Linked DNA regions of Homo sapiens: all the other regions are linked to region 1. Evidence: chromatin contacts called from ENCODE Hi-C or POLR2A ChIA-PET data. All regions are on one chromosome and are shown on one strand. The core of a region is the stretch at or near the end of the contact, and the rest is flanking DNA. Distances in the headings are between cores, read along the strand shown. Region 1 holds the start of DCAF16 (DDB1 and CUL4 associated factor 16). Region 2 holds the start of SLIT2 (slit guidance ligand 2). Region 3 holds the start of CD38 (CD38 molecule).

Region 1 (3,775 bases), core at 948-3,447:
CAAAAAATACTGAACCAATACCCCCATGGCTTTAACCATTAAAACAAAACAAAACAAAAAAAAAAACTAACCGAAATATAGTTAGGCTGACCTCTGGCGGCCAGATGTCTCATTCTTCTGTAACTGACAAAATGGTGTGATGTCTCTGTTGGTGAGACAGCCAAATAGAATATAGTAAAGAAATACTAGCCGGGCGCGGTGGCTCACGCCTGTAATCCCAACAGTTTGGGAGGCAAAGGCGGGTGGATCACCTGAGGTCAGGAGTTCGAGACCAGCCTGGCCAACATGGCGAAACCCCGTCTCTATTAAGAATACAAAAGATTAGCCAGGTGTGGTGGTGCATGCCTGTAACCCAGCTACTTGGGAGACTGAGGCGGGAGAATCGCTTCAACCCGGGAGGCAGAGGTTGCAGTGAGCCGAGATCGCGCCATTGCACTCCAGCCTGGGCGACAGAGCAAGACTCTGTCTCAAAATAAAAATAAAAAAATATATATTAGAAACGTCACAAAGCAAAATTATGGGCAACACAAATGTTACCACATTCTTAACTAGCAGCTGAATATCTACAAAGTTTGAGGAATTAAGCAGGAGAATGGATAAGGTATGGCATATTAATACAATGGAGTACTATAGCAACCTGTCTGTGCCGTAGTTTCCTCATCTTAAAAGAAGATCAAAGTTATCCTACAGGGTTTGTGAGCAGTAAACGAAGTAAAGTGCTTAGCATGGTGTCTGGCACATAATAAAGGTTAATTAAGTGCAAGTTACTATTATGAACATATCAATATGAACCACAGCAATATTGATTGAAAAAAGCCAGATGCACATATAATTATTCATTTAACGGTTAAAACATGCAAAATAGTACAATATCCTCATTCAGGGATTTATTCATGTCATTAATATATTAAAATATGTCATTAAGATATAGAAAGCTGCATGGTAAAAGTTAACAGTAAATTCAGAAAATCCATTACTTCTTCGGAGGGCAGGTAATTCAAAAGGAGAAAGATGTACAGGTGGCTTTAGTAATGTTCTATTTCTTCAGCTGGCAGTAGGTTACTGAGGTGTAGGAGAGGGAAAAACGGCTTCCCTCCATCCTCCTAGGTTCTTTGGCTGGGTTACAAATTAACCTGACATAGACATTAACAAGAAAAAAAACCCGTACTTAATTACATACGCAGAGGAGTCCCACCATGGTCAGATGATTGAATATTATACAGCATCCTACGCTACTCAAGAAATGGGGGCTTGCGGCTTTCTGGGGGATGGTGGCCACAAAGTTGTGGAAAGGTGAGGGGAGGAAATATACGGTGAATAAAAGTTGTCTTGGTATGCAGATAAGATCTCCCAGGTAACAAAAATTATCGCAGAGCTGCCCTCTTTCTGATACAGATCCTTTACTGATGTATATTTCCTCTGTAGATGTCAATTTCTTTTACAACAGGACAGATTTTCAGAGCGACTCCTGTGTCTGCATTTTATCAGAATACCAGCTCAAAATATACTCTAGAAGTATATTGTAGGGTGGCATATTTTGGTCTCCTACAGTCCTATTTTTGGATGGTGCATCCTGAGATCCAACAGAAGTTCTGTCTGATATAATTTCATTTAAAATTTAAAAACCTAGTTCCTACTCTTCTTTATTTTAACCACTACCCGAAAGACCTTTCCATTCTCTTGAGTTCTCCCTTAATACACTGTCCTTATGCACACTTGTAAACAGGGCCTACACAGCTGCACATCTAGAAACGGCAGCAGCTAAGTTAGCCCGCACCCCCCTTCGCAACGATCCCCGGACTGCCTGCACGCCCTGTGGAACCTCGCAGTCGGCTTCACCAGGGCAGGGACTAAGGCCTTCAAAAGACAGCATCCGTCTCCACTAACCTCGGGTCGCCCCGCTCAGCGGACCCAGCAGCGTCGTCTCCCTTCTCAGAGGTGGCCGGGCCTCCGGAACGCGCTACGAACTTTCCTTTGTCGCCGTCTCTCGAAGCGGAGCCCTCGTGTGGGGATCCCCCGCCCTTCGGCCACAAGGGAGGTTGTTATCCTCGGCAGATCTCCCGTTCTCACTCTTGGAGGATCGCTTTTTCTTTCTAGCCTCACGCTCAGCCGCACGACCCAGCCAGGCCTAACGCCAGCAGCCCTTCCCCTCCGGTGGCAAGGCCACTCCGCTCAGCTCCCGCGCCGACGCTACTTCCGGCCGAGTCAAGGCCCCTCCCCCTTAGAAACGCCACTTCCCTCCGTGAAAACGGCTGGACAAGGTTGAACCTAGACGCATGCGCCCAAAGCGCGGGGTGCGAGGTGGGTGGACCCATCGCTTCCCGCTCTCTTCTCCCAAAGCGCTTACGGCAGTCTCGCGGGATTTCCCCCTCTCGCGGGAATTATTTGAACGTTCGAGCGGTAAATACTCCCTGGGGCTGTCATAGAAGACTACTCGGAGAGCGCTGCCTCTGGGTTGGCGGGCTGGCAGGCTGTAGCCGAGCGCGGGCAGGACTCGTCCCGGCAGGGTTCCAGAGCCATGGGAGCGGAAAGGAGGCTGCTGTCGATTAAGGAGGCCTTTCGGCTGGCGCAGCAGCCGCACCAGAACCAGGCGAAGCTGGTGGTGGCGCTGAGCCGCACCTACCGCACGGTAAGCGCTCCCGGCCCCGGCCGCCGCCTCTCGCCCGCCCCGGCCCACCCTCCCTCAGGGGCCCTCCGTGGCCCTCGGGCTCGGCGCACCGTGACTCCAGCCTTGTTCACCTTCGCGACTCACTTCATAGGGATCTGAGGTTCGGAGAAGTCAGGGACTTACCCGAGGTCGCCTGGGCCCAGGCCAGAAAGCCTCCGAAGCCTGGGCGTCGTTCACACGGGCCCCGCCTTGGCTTTTCTGAGCCGACACCCCCAGCTTCTGGGCGGCGTGGACCGTTATTCCTTAGTCCGATCGTGAACGTGGAGAGAAACATTTACGACCACCGAGGCGATCAGACATCAAATATTGAACCGCAGAGTGGATCCTGAATGCGGGGGTTCAGTGGTCGTTGCCCCTGGGGTCATCGCTCCCCGCCGAACATCAAATGATTCTACCCTTGTCCTACGGTTACGTTGAATCCAATCACCAAATACCAAATTATTTTTAGGGCCTGGCCATTCTTATTTATGTACATACTATTTGTTTGTTTTGAGTGGAACCTTGAGAAGAATAGAACAATTAATTTGGGGAAGATGAATTATCTTGAGGTCCAAGAAAAATTGTGAGTAAACATCACAGGGCTTTGAGGATATGAGATAGGATGTGCAAGTTATCTCATAAAGAAACTGCTGGTGATAGGAAGGCCTGAATATGAGAAATATAAAAGCCAGTATTGATTTTGGGTTGTTGAAGAAGCGTATTTGTAACGTACTGGTACTAAAGGCTTATTGAGAATCAAAGATATTGAAAAAAATATATCAAAGGAATCTTTTCACTGTCAAAAGTCAAGCTTGTGTACTCCCATTATAGCCTGGAGAGAAATTCATGCAAATTGATTGCCCTTTGGCTGGTTTGGATAATTAAGAGTTTACTAAATAAATATTTTAATTTGTCTGCATTATTATGGCTAGTGCTTTCATCAGTCTTAGGGTGATGTTGGGAATAAAGGATTTTTATCGGTGCAGTTTATGAAGGGTTTCTTTTGTCTTTCAGATGGATGATAAGACAGTTTTTCATGAGGAGTTCATTCATTACCTTAAATATGTTATGGTGGTCTATAAACGTGAACCAGCTGTGGAGAGGGTAATAGAATTTGCAGCAAAGTTT
Region 2 (3,775 bases), core at 638-3,137, 2.4 Mb after region 1:
CTTGAACTTATGTCTGTGAATTTCACTTATGCAACAATATCAATAATATTATTTATAAATATTTGGAATGCAGGATATGTTCTTGGAATTAAAATATGGAACAACAATTCTATGTGGTGCACAAAGTTGAACACAAACACCTCTTGTTGCTGACAAGATATTAAAGTTGTGAAATTAAATAAATTAATGTATCAGCAACCATATTTAACCACATAATTTACTGGTACACACTAAGGAAAATTCACTGAGGGTTGGGGGAGCTCCTTCCTCAATGACAGGTACTTGTTCTTTATCTCATTTTCCTTACAAGAAAATGTGACAAGGGCTTCTTTTTTCTCCTCCTCAAGGAAGTTACATAACAGACCTTTAAGCTAAAATCTAGAAGGACAAATGAGTTAATAAATGTCAAATGTTTTTGAAGGTTTTAAAAGAATAGAGCAATATAAATCTGTGGCATTAAAATGAGTAATCCTAAGAGTTCCAATTCAGTTATCAGATGGTACCCTGCCTTTGGGCGTGTCCTCGAAAAGGCTTACGTTTTCCAAGGCAGGCAAAATGAGGTAAGTAGGGGTAGCCATTATGAAAGGACATCTTAGAAAATGTTAACCAGGAAAAACGTTAATGAGGATATTGCAGAGATTTTAGGTTGAGCATACTCTTGAGTTAAAGAAATCGGTTACTTATGAGGAAACCTATTATGTGGCAGGCATAGATGCTGGAAATACAAAGAGTTGGACAGGTCTTGCTTTCAAGGAAGCTTCTAATAATTATACAAATAACTACTACAATATGAGGCTGGTATTAGGCGGGGGCTTGCACAAATTCCAGGGAAAGCTTCTTAACGTGGAAATGGGAGGAAGAACAACAATATGATGCATATTAAATCCAAGAGAAGGAGCAGAGTCATTTAGATGTCATTTCAAACTTACAGTGACATTGGCTCTTGCTGGGGGGGAAAGGGGGGCGAGAGAGGCAGCCGTTGCCAGACATACGTCACACTAAAGAGACAAGATGAAACAAGGAAATTCTCTTTCAAAACATAGCGGGGAAAAAAATATCCAGAACTGCCCTGAAATAAAGAAAACCTTCTGGTATAATGTGCGTTGCTAGGGATTTATTTTTTCCCCTCCTTTCTCTCATAAGAGAGTAAAAAATCACACAGATACGTTCAAGCCCTTAAGAGTTTTGTGAGCCTATTGAATATCCAAGACATCAACTGACCACGGTGTGGTTCAGTGTGTGTCTACAAAGGAAGGGTTAAACGGAAGGGGGTGGCTTGGAGATAGAAAGGCAAGCAAGAAGGTTGGAAAATGCTGTTTTCCAACTTGCAAAAACTGAACTTTTCAGCTCCCCAAAATACACGTGTGTGTCTGTAAGCGCAGGCAGATCTATTTCGGTAGGATTTTTCTTAAATTTAAATCATAATTTCTCTGTTTCTGTCTCTCTGTCTCTTGCTGCGCTGCAAAGAGTGAGCAGCCCCCTTAAGGATCGCGTGGCAAAAGCTGCAGGAGAGGCACTGGCAGGGCTGTTTATTTATGAGCCGCGTTCAAAGCCGACCTCTTCCCATTCTCCCACTGCAAACGACTATCTCCGAGCCCAGGTCACCTCTGGGGCCAAGGAGTTGGGGGCTGGGGCTCGGGTGGCTCCTTCTTCGGGCCAAGTTTGCCCGCGCGTGGGAGCGAGGGGGCGAGCCAGGGCGCACGGGAACGCGCGCCGCCAGCCGCCGCCTCCGCCCAGCGCTGGCAGCCCCGGCCTCACCTCTCCCCTCTCCCCAGCGAGGTGCGGGCTCCCAGAGCGGAGCCAGGGGGCGGGCCTGGGCCTCGAGGGGCGGGGTCAGGGGGCGGAGGCTCGGGCGGCTATATAAGGCCCGCGCCGGCTCAACTTCGGACTTGGTGTTATTTATTTGGGAAGCGCCCGGACGGCGGAGCTTGGCGGCGGCGGTGGTGGTGGCTGCCGCAGACTGTGGTTAAAAAAAAGAAGGCGGCGGCGGCGGCGGCGGCGGAGGCGGAGGCAGCTGCGAGGCATGGGAGCGCCGAAGCGCCCAGGCGCAGGCCGAAGCTGCCGCGCTTTCTGGGCACGGCGGGAGTGCTGAGCAGAAAGGGGAGCGCCGGGGGCCCGCAGCCGGCTCCGGAGGCGCGGGCCGGGTTTTTGTTTGGCTACGCTGAGCGCCAGTCAGCCCCAGCGAACAACTCCAGTTACGACAACAACCCACCTTCCTTCCAGACAAGCGAGACTTGGGCTGCTGCGTCCGTCCTATTGTTTAGACACTTGCCAGGGGCTCCGGAGTCGGCAGAGCCACCGAGTCCCCGCTCTGAGTCGTCGCCCTCCCTCTCCCCGACCTCGCTCCCTGGAGCGGGAGGCCAGGAAAGCAGCGGGAGAGGGGAAGGGGCTAGAAGGAGAAGGACTACCCGGGACTGCGGCCGCCGCGTCAGGTGCAGCGCCAGGAGCCGGGCGGCGTCGCCACGCCGGCAGGGGTACCGCCACTGTGGCCTTGGGGGACGGAATTCAAAGCCTGGGAAAAGTTGCTGCACTTTGAGAAGGACGAACCACTAGTGGGAGACCGCCGGGGGCCGGCCGTGGCTCTGCGCCCTCCGGAACCCGGCTCTTGTTTCTTCTACCTTTGCCATCAGGTGTCTGCCGCGGAGCTGCGGCTTATCTGGGAGACGAGCGGGGTTGACACGCGCGCACACACTACTGCCATTCAGCTGCCGCCTGGCTCTGCCTGGAGTAGTGGATCCCACCCGCCCACCTGCCACCGAGCCATTCTCCAGTACGCCCCAGCAGGACGCTGACACCTCCAACCTTGGCCTTTGCCTTTCCACTCCTTCCGGTCTGCCTGGTTTTTAAGTCCGCCCCCAGTCAGTCCCCACTCAGTCTTCGCAGCAGCTCTCATCCTCCACTTGGCCTCTTGGAGTTCCTCGCCGGAGTGCTGACTAGTGGATATTTCTGCCCGGCTGCGGCGGCCCGACTGCCCTTTTGTCTTTTCTGCGTGACCTCGGGGCAGGTCCTGGTGCAGAGCGTCGCCAAGGACGCCGAGCGGGAGGCGGGATTGCCCAGACATCCTTCAGCGAAGTGCATGTGTGTTTGTAAACCATCGTTGGCTGTCGGGAGACCGCGAGGACCGGTCCAGGCTGCGGCGGAGTCGAGGGCGAGGGAGAGGCCGCGTGAGTGAGCAGAGTCCAGAGCCGTGCGCCCCCAGAACTGCGCGTCCGCCCCGTGCACCCCCGCGCGCCATGCCCAGTTGCCCCGCGCGCTCTGCTACGGGCCCGCTGGGCTTCCGCGCCTTCTAGCTTCCGGAGCCCACTTTGATCGGGGCCATAATACCTATTGAGATCCCCTCTTCTGTCTTGTACCTTCGCCACTGGCATCGGATTTGCAGAAGCGTGCGTGGGATCAGAGGACCGCCCTCCCCACAACAACCGGCCCCTGCATCTTAGCAGCCGTTGGAAGCCCCAGCTCTTTTACCGCCAAGTTCATCCTTGGGAGACAGAAGACGCGTGATCTCCTCTCCGCTGCTCTTGGGGTCTCCTTGCAGCCCTGGCCAGGCGGATTCATCCTCAGGACCTAAAGTTGCCCAAGGAGCTCCTGCTCTGCCAGAGGAGGGTGGAGAGGGCGGTGGGAGGCGTGTGCCTGAGTGGGCTCTACTGCCTTGTTCCATATTATTTGGTGCACATTTTCCCTGGCACTCTGGGTTGCTAGCCCCGCCGGGCACTGGGCCTCAGACACTGCGCGGTTCCCTCGGAGCAGCAAGCTAAAGAAAGCCCCCAGTGCCGGC
Region 3 (3,775 bases), core at 351-2,850, 2.0 Mb before region 1:
CCAGCAATCTCATTACTGGGTATATACCCAAAGGAATATAAATCATTCTGTTATAAAGATACATGCATGCATATGTTCATTGTAGCACTATTCACAATAGCAATGACATGGAATCAACCCAAATGCCCATCAATGACAGACTGGATAAAGACAATGTGGTACATATACACCAGGGAATACTGTGCAGCCACAAAAAGGAACGAGATCATGTCCTTTGCAGGGACATGGATGGAGCTGGAAGCCATTATCCTCAGCAAACTAACACAGGAACAGAAAACCAAGCACTGCATGTTCTCACTTATAAGTGGGAGCTGAACAATGAACACAGGGAGGGGAACAACACACACTGGGGCCTGTTGGGGAGAGTGGAGGGAGGGAGAGCATCAGAAAGAATAGCTAAAACATGAGGGGCTTAATACCTAAGCAATGGATTGATAGGTGCAGCAAACCACCATGGCACACATTTACCTATGTAACAACTCTGCACGTCCTGTACATGTATCCCAGAACTTAAAACAAAATAAAAAAGATAAAAAATAAATAAAACACACAGTCCAAAAAGTCATCCTGTCTTACAGAGCTATGGGTGATCTGGTCTCCTGCTACTTTCCGAACTTCTGTTCTGTTTCCCTCAACCCTCTAGCCTAACTACAATTGGCCTCCTTGCTGCTCTGGAACAGGCCAAGAGCTTTTCTGCCTCAGAGTCTTTGCACCTGCCATTTCCTCTGCTTGGGAAATGTTTGCCCCAAGGGAGTTGGGTGACTTGATCGCTCACATTACTTAGGTCTCTGCTTGAATGTCACAGATGTTCTCTTAATAAAGAAGAGGCAAGAAAAGCCACTTTATTATTTATTAAACTCCCGCATAGAGTGCAGTATTATTACTGTGTGCCAGACCCTGCTTCAAACACATTCCATGGACTATAAAATTGCATCTCTGAGCAGCTCCTAGAGCTGGTAGTAACAACTTACATTTACTGGGTGATTACCATGTGCCAGGTATTGTGCTAAACACGTTGTAGATATTAACTCACTTAATCCTCGTAACAATCCCATGAAGTAGGTACTGCTACTATCCCGGCTTTACATCTGAAGTACAGAGAGGTTAAGTAACTTGCCCCATGTCATCCAGCAAGAACTAAATTTGAACCCAGAGCTTAGCCACTGATGCCTCTTGAGAGAAGGAGTCAGACTTAAGTTGAGTCTTTAAAGGTGGTTGACCAGGCATTTGTCAGAGTTAAGAAAGAGAGGTAGGACATCCTTTTCCAGGCAGAGGGCATTGTGTGCACACACGTATAGAAGCAGGCAGCCCACCCTCATGCTTTCCAGGAAGCAAATGTGGCTCAGGTGTAAAGTGCCCGGTTGATGAAGGGAGTTAGCGGAGGGAGTATAAGGATGTACTGTCTGCCCCCTTAGGACACCTGCAGAGGATTAAGGTGGCTGTTTCTCCCTGGAGGTGGAGTGGGTGGGTCACTGCACAGGAGCCTATAGTTGTTGGTCTTTTAAACTCTTATTGGTGTAACCAGCCACGGAACTCTGAGGCAAGGGGTTGGGGGTGGGAAGGGAAACAGAGAAAAGGCAAGTGAAACAGAAGGGGAGGTGCAGTTTCAGAACCCAGCCAGCCTCTCTCTTGCTGCCTAGCCTCCTGCCGGCCTCATCTTCGCCCAGCCAACCCCGCCTGGAGCCCTATGGCCAACTGCGAGTTCAGCCCGGTGTCCGGGGACAAACCCTGCTGCCGGCTCTCTAGGAGAGCCCAACTCTGTCTTGGCGTCAGTATCCTGGTCCTGATCCTCGTCGTGGTGCTCGCGGTGGTCGTCCCGAGGTGGCGCCAGCAGTGGAGCGGTCCGGGCACCACCAAGCGCTTTCCCGAGACCGTCCTGGCGCGATGCGTCAAGTACACTGAAATTCATCCTGAGATGAGGTGGGTTGGCGACTAAGGCGCACCGGTGGGCACTGCGGGGACAGCAGGGCCCCGCGCGCAGGGAAGCCGCCCGGATCGCCCGGAACCGGGCATCTTCCGTGGCGGGTCAGCCGAGAGCCCGCCGGGTGGTGCTGAGTAGGGAGTCCCGGGCTCGGGGCTCCGCGGGCCGCTTTCAGGAGCAGCTGGCCTTGGCACCGAGCGTGCCCGCGGGAGGCGGGGGGGGGCGCTGCTCGGTGGCTCTGCTGCGTAGCCGGTGAACACTTGGCACCGATGCCCGCCTTCTGGGCAAGGTGCCCTGAGCCCAGCCCCTCGCCGGGCTGCAGCCCACCCTCGGCGCGCTCAGCCCGCTTCACCGCTTCAGGGACGGAATAGAACTCGCAGATGCAGGGTGTCGCTGACATTTTCAACTTTTTCTGCGGTTTCCGCCCGCTGTCTCTGACCCGAAAGTGCCCCCGGACGGTTACAGAGGACACTTAAGTGGTTTGCAAAGCCTGTGGTAGGGGAGGAGGGTGTAGAAGGGCCAAACCACGGAACTTAGTTTTATTCATTTATATAAAGCAGCACTCCGATTCTTTTTGCGCGGCCTGAAATGCATGTGACCAGAGAAGTAATTAACAAAACAATGTCAACTTCTAAAACCGAGACATTACTTAGATGATAAGGCGCAGCAACTCGGTGAATCTGTACAAACCTTGGAAAAAAAACACATTAGTCTATGGGACCTTCCAGTTTTCTCATGCTCCTTTCCAGCTACTAACCTCTCCTAAAGGGAACAACCACTTTTTGGATTTGATTCCCAGGCCTCGCTTTCACCGGGAAATTATCGTTGCTTGTAAAACAGAAGAAGCCGGGAAGGCAGGCAGGGGGAGCTGCTACTTTACACTCTGTGCTTTGGGATAGCAAAATCCCGCATTTAAGCAATCCGAGGAAACGAGCAAATAGACCTCCCTCGCCTCTCCGAGCACACTCAACAGTTCCGGTTGCAAAATGTTTGCCTCCTGGGCTTCCCAGCGTCCCGTTAGTTGTTCTATTTACACATAATTAGATACTTAATGGAGAGAGAAACTAGAAGTTGAGGCGTTCCTCCAGGCTGTATTGTAAAGTATGAAGTGAAATCCAAAATGAAATGGTAATGTTAGAAAGCAACCTCATTAAAAAAAAAAAAAGTAACACTGGTCTTGAAGATCTTTCAATGTGAGTACATAAAGATCTATCTCATTTCTTTTGACAGCCCATAGTATTTCATAAACTAGATGTAACCATTTCCTATTGACAGGAAATTAGCTTGTTTCCAATTTTTCAATCCCATTCATTCATCCAACAAGTATCTGTTGAGCACCCACTATGTTCCAGACAGTGATCTAGCTACTGATGACACAAGAGTGAATGACGAAGTTCTCACTCATGAAATTTTCACCTTAGTTGGGAGAAACATGATGCAATGAAAATCTTCATACATACATTGTGTGTACATATGGGAGTATTTCTGTAGGATAGATTTCTAGTGATGAAACTGCTGAGTAAAAGGGAGAATTATGCATATTTTAAGTTTTGATTTTTCCAAATTCCAGGTATTCCATATATACTCCAAAATAGTTGTGCCATTTTACTCTCCCATCATCAGTCTATCAGAGGGGATGCTTTCCCACAATCTCTTGAATGCTGAATATTTTCAACTTTTTTACTTAAGAGAAAAAAGAGCATCTAATTGTTCCCTCAGTATCAGTGAGTCTAAGCATCTTGTATATGTTTATTTGCCATTTATATTTTTTTCTGTGATTTTCCTGTCCAGATACTTGATACTTTCTATTGAGCTGCTTATTTATTTCTTATGGGAGATTTTTATATATTTTAG

Evidence for each region. A loop is a pair of places that touch in the nucleus more often than their neighbours do. ChIA-PET counts read pairs that join two places held with the same protein, here RNA polymerase II (POLR2A). Pooled maps may share reads with other maps.
Region 2: a loop to region 1 is called in a map of ascending aorta, with 7 times the contacts of the local background. The contact joins the promoter of SLIT2 here to the promoter of DCAF16 in region 1. A Hi-C loop is called at or near these places in 1 of 168 maps with a recorded cell type or tissue (ascending aorta) and 7 of 50 pooled maps. POLR2A ChIA-PET finds 5 or more read pairs at or near these places in 2 of 52 experiments (MCF 10A and PC-9).
Region 3: a loop to region 1 is called in a map with no recorded cell type, with 8 times the contacts of the local background. The contact joins the promoter of CD38 here to the promoter of DCAF16 in region 1. A Hi-C loop is called at or near these places in 4 of 37 single-sample maps with no recorded cell type and 4 of 50 pooled maps.

The regions. Positions count from the first base shown.
Region 1 is chr4:17,808,560-17,812,334 of GRCh38, forward strand. DCAF16 (DDB1 and CUL4 associated factor 16) reads right to left here and starts at 2,198. Exons shown (of 3, transcript NM_017741.4): 1 at 1,888-2,198. NCAPG (non-SMC condensin I complex subunit G) reads left to right here and starts at 2,420. Exons shown (of 21, transcript NM_022346.5): 1 at 2,420-2,629; 2 at 3,662-3,775. The coding sequence starts at 2,519. RefSeq lists enhancers at 1-116, 1,736-1,825, 1,867-2,378, 1,946-2,105, 2,379-2,891.
Region 2 is chr4:20,250,018-20,253,792 of GRCh38, forward strand. It overlaps SLIT2 (slit guidance ligand 2), which reads left to right and starts at 1,888. Exons shown (of 37, transcript NM_004787.4): 1 at 1,888-3,775. RefSeq lists an enhancer at 3,004-3,775.
Region 3 is chr4:15,776,728-15,780,502 of GRCh38, forward strand. CD38 (CD38 molecule) reads left to right here and starts at 1,601. Exons shown (of 8, transcript NM_001775.4): 1 at 1,601-1,920. The coding sequence starts at 1,688. RefSeq lists enhancers at 1,386-2,028, 1,440-1,939 and silencers at 2,070-2,119, 2,310-2,359.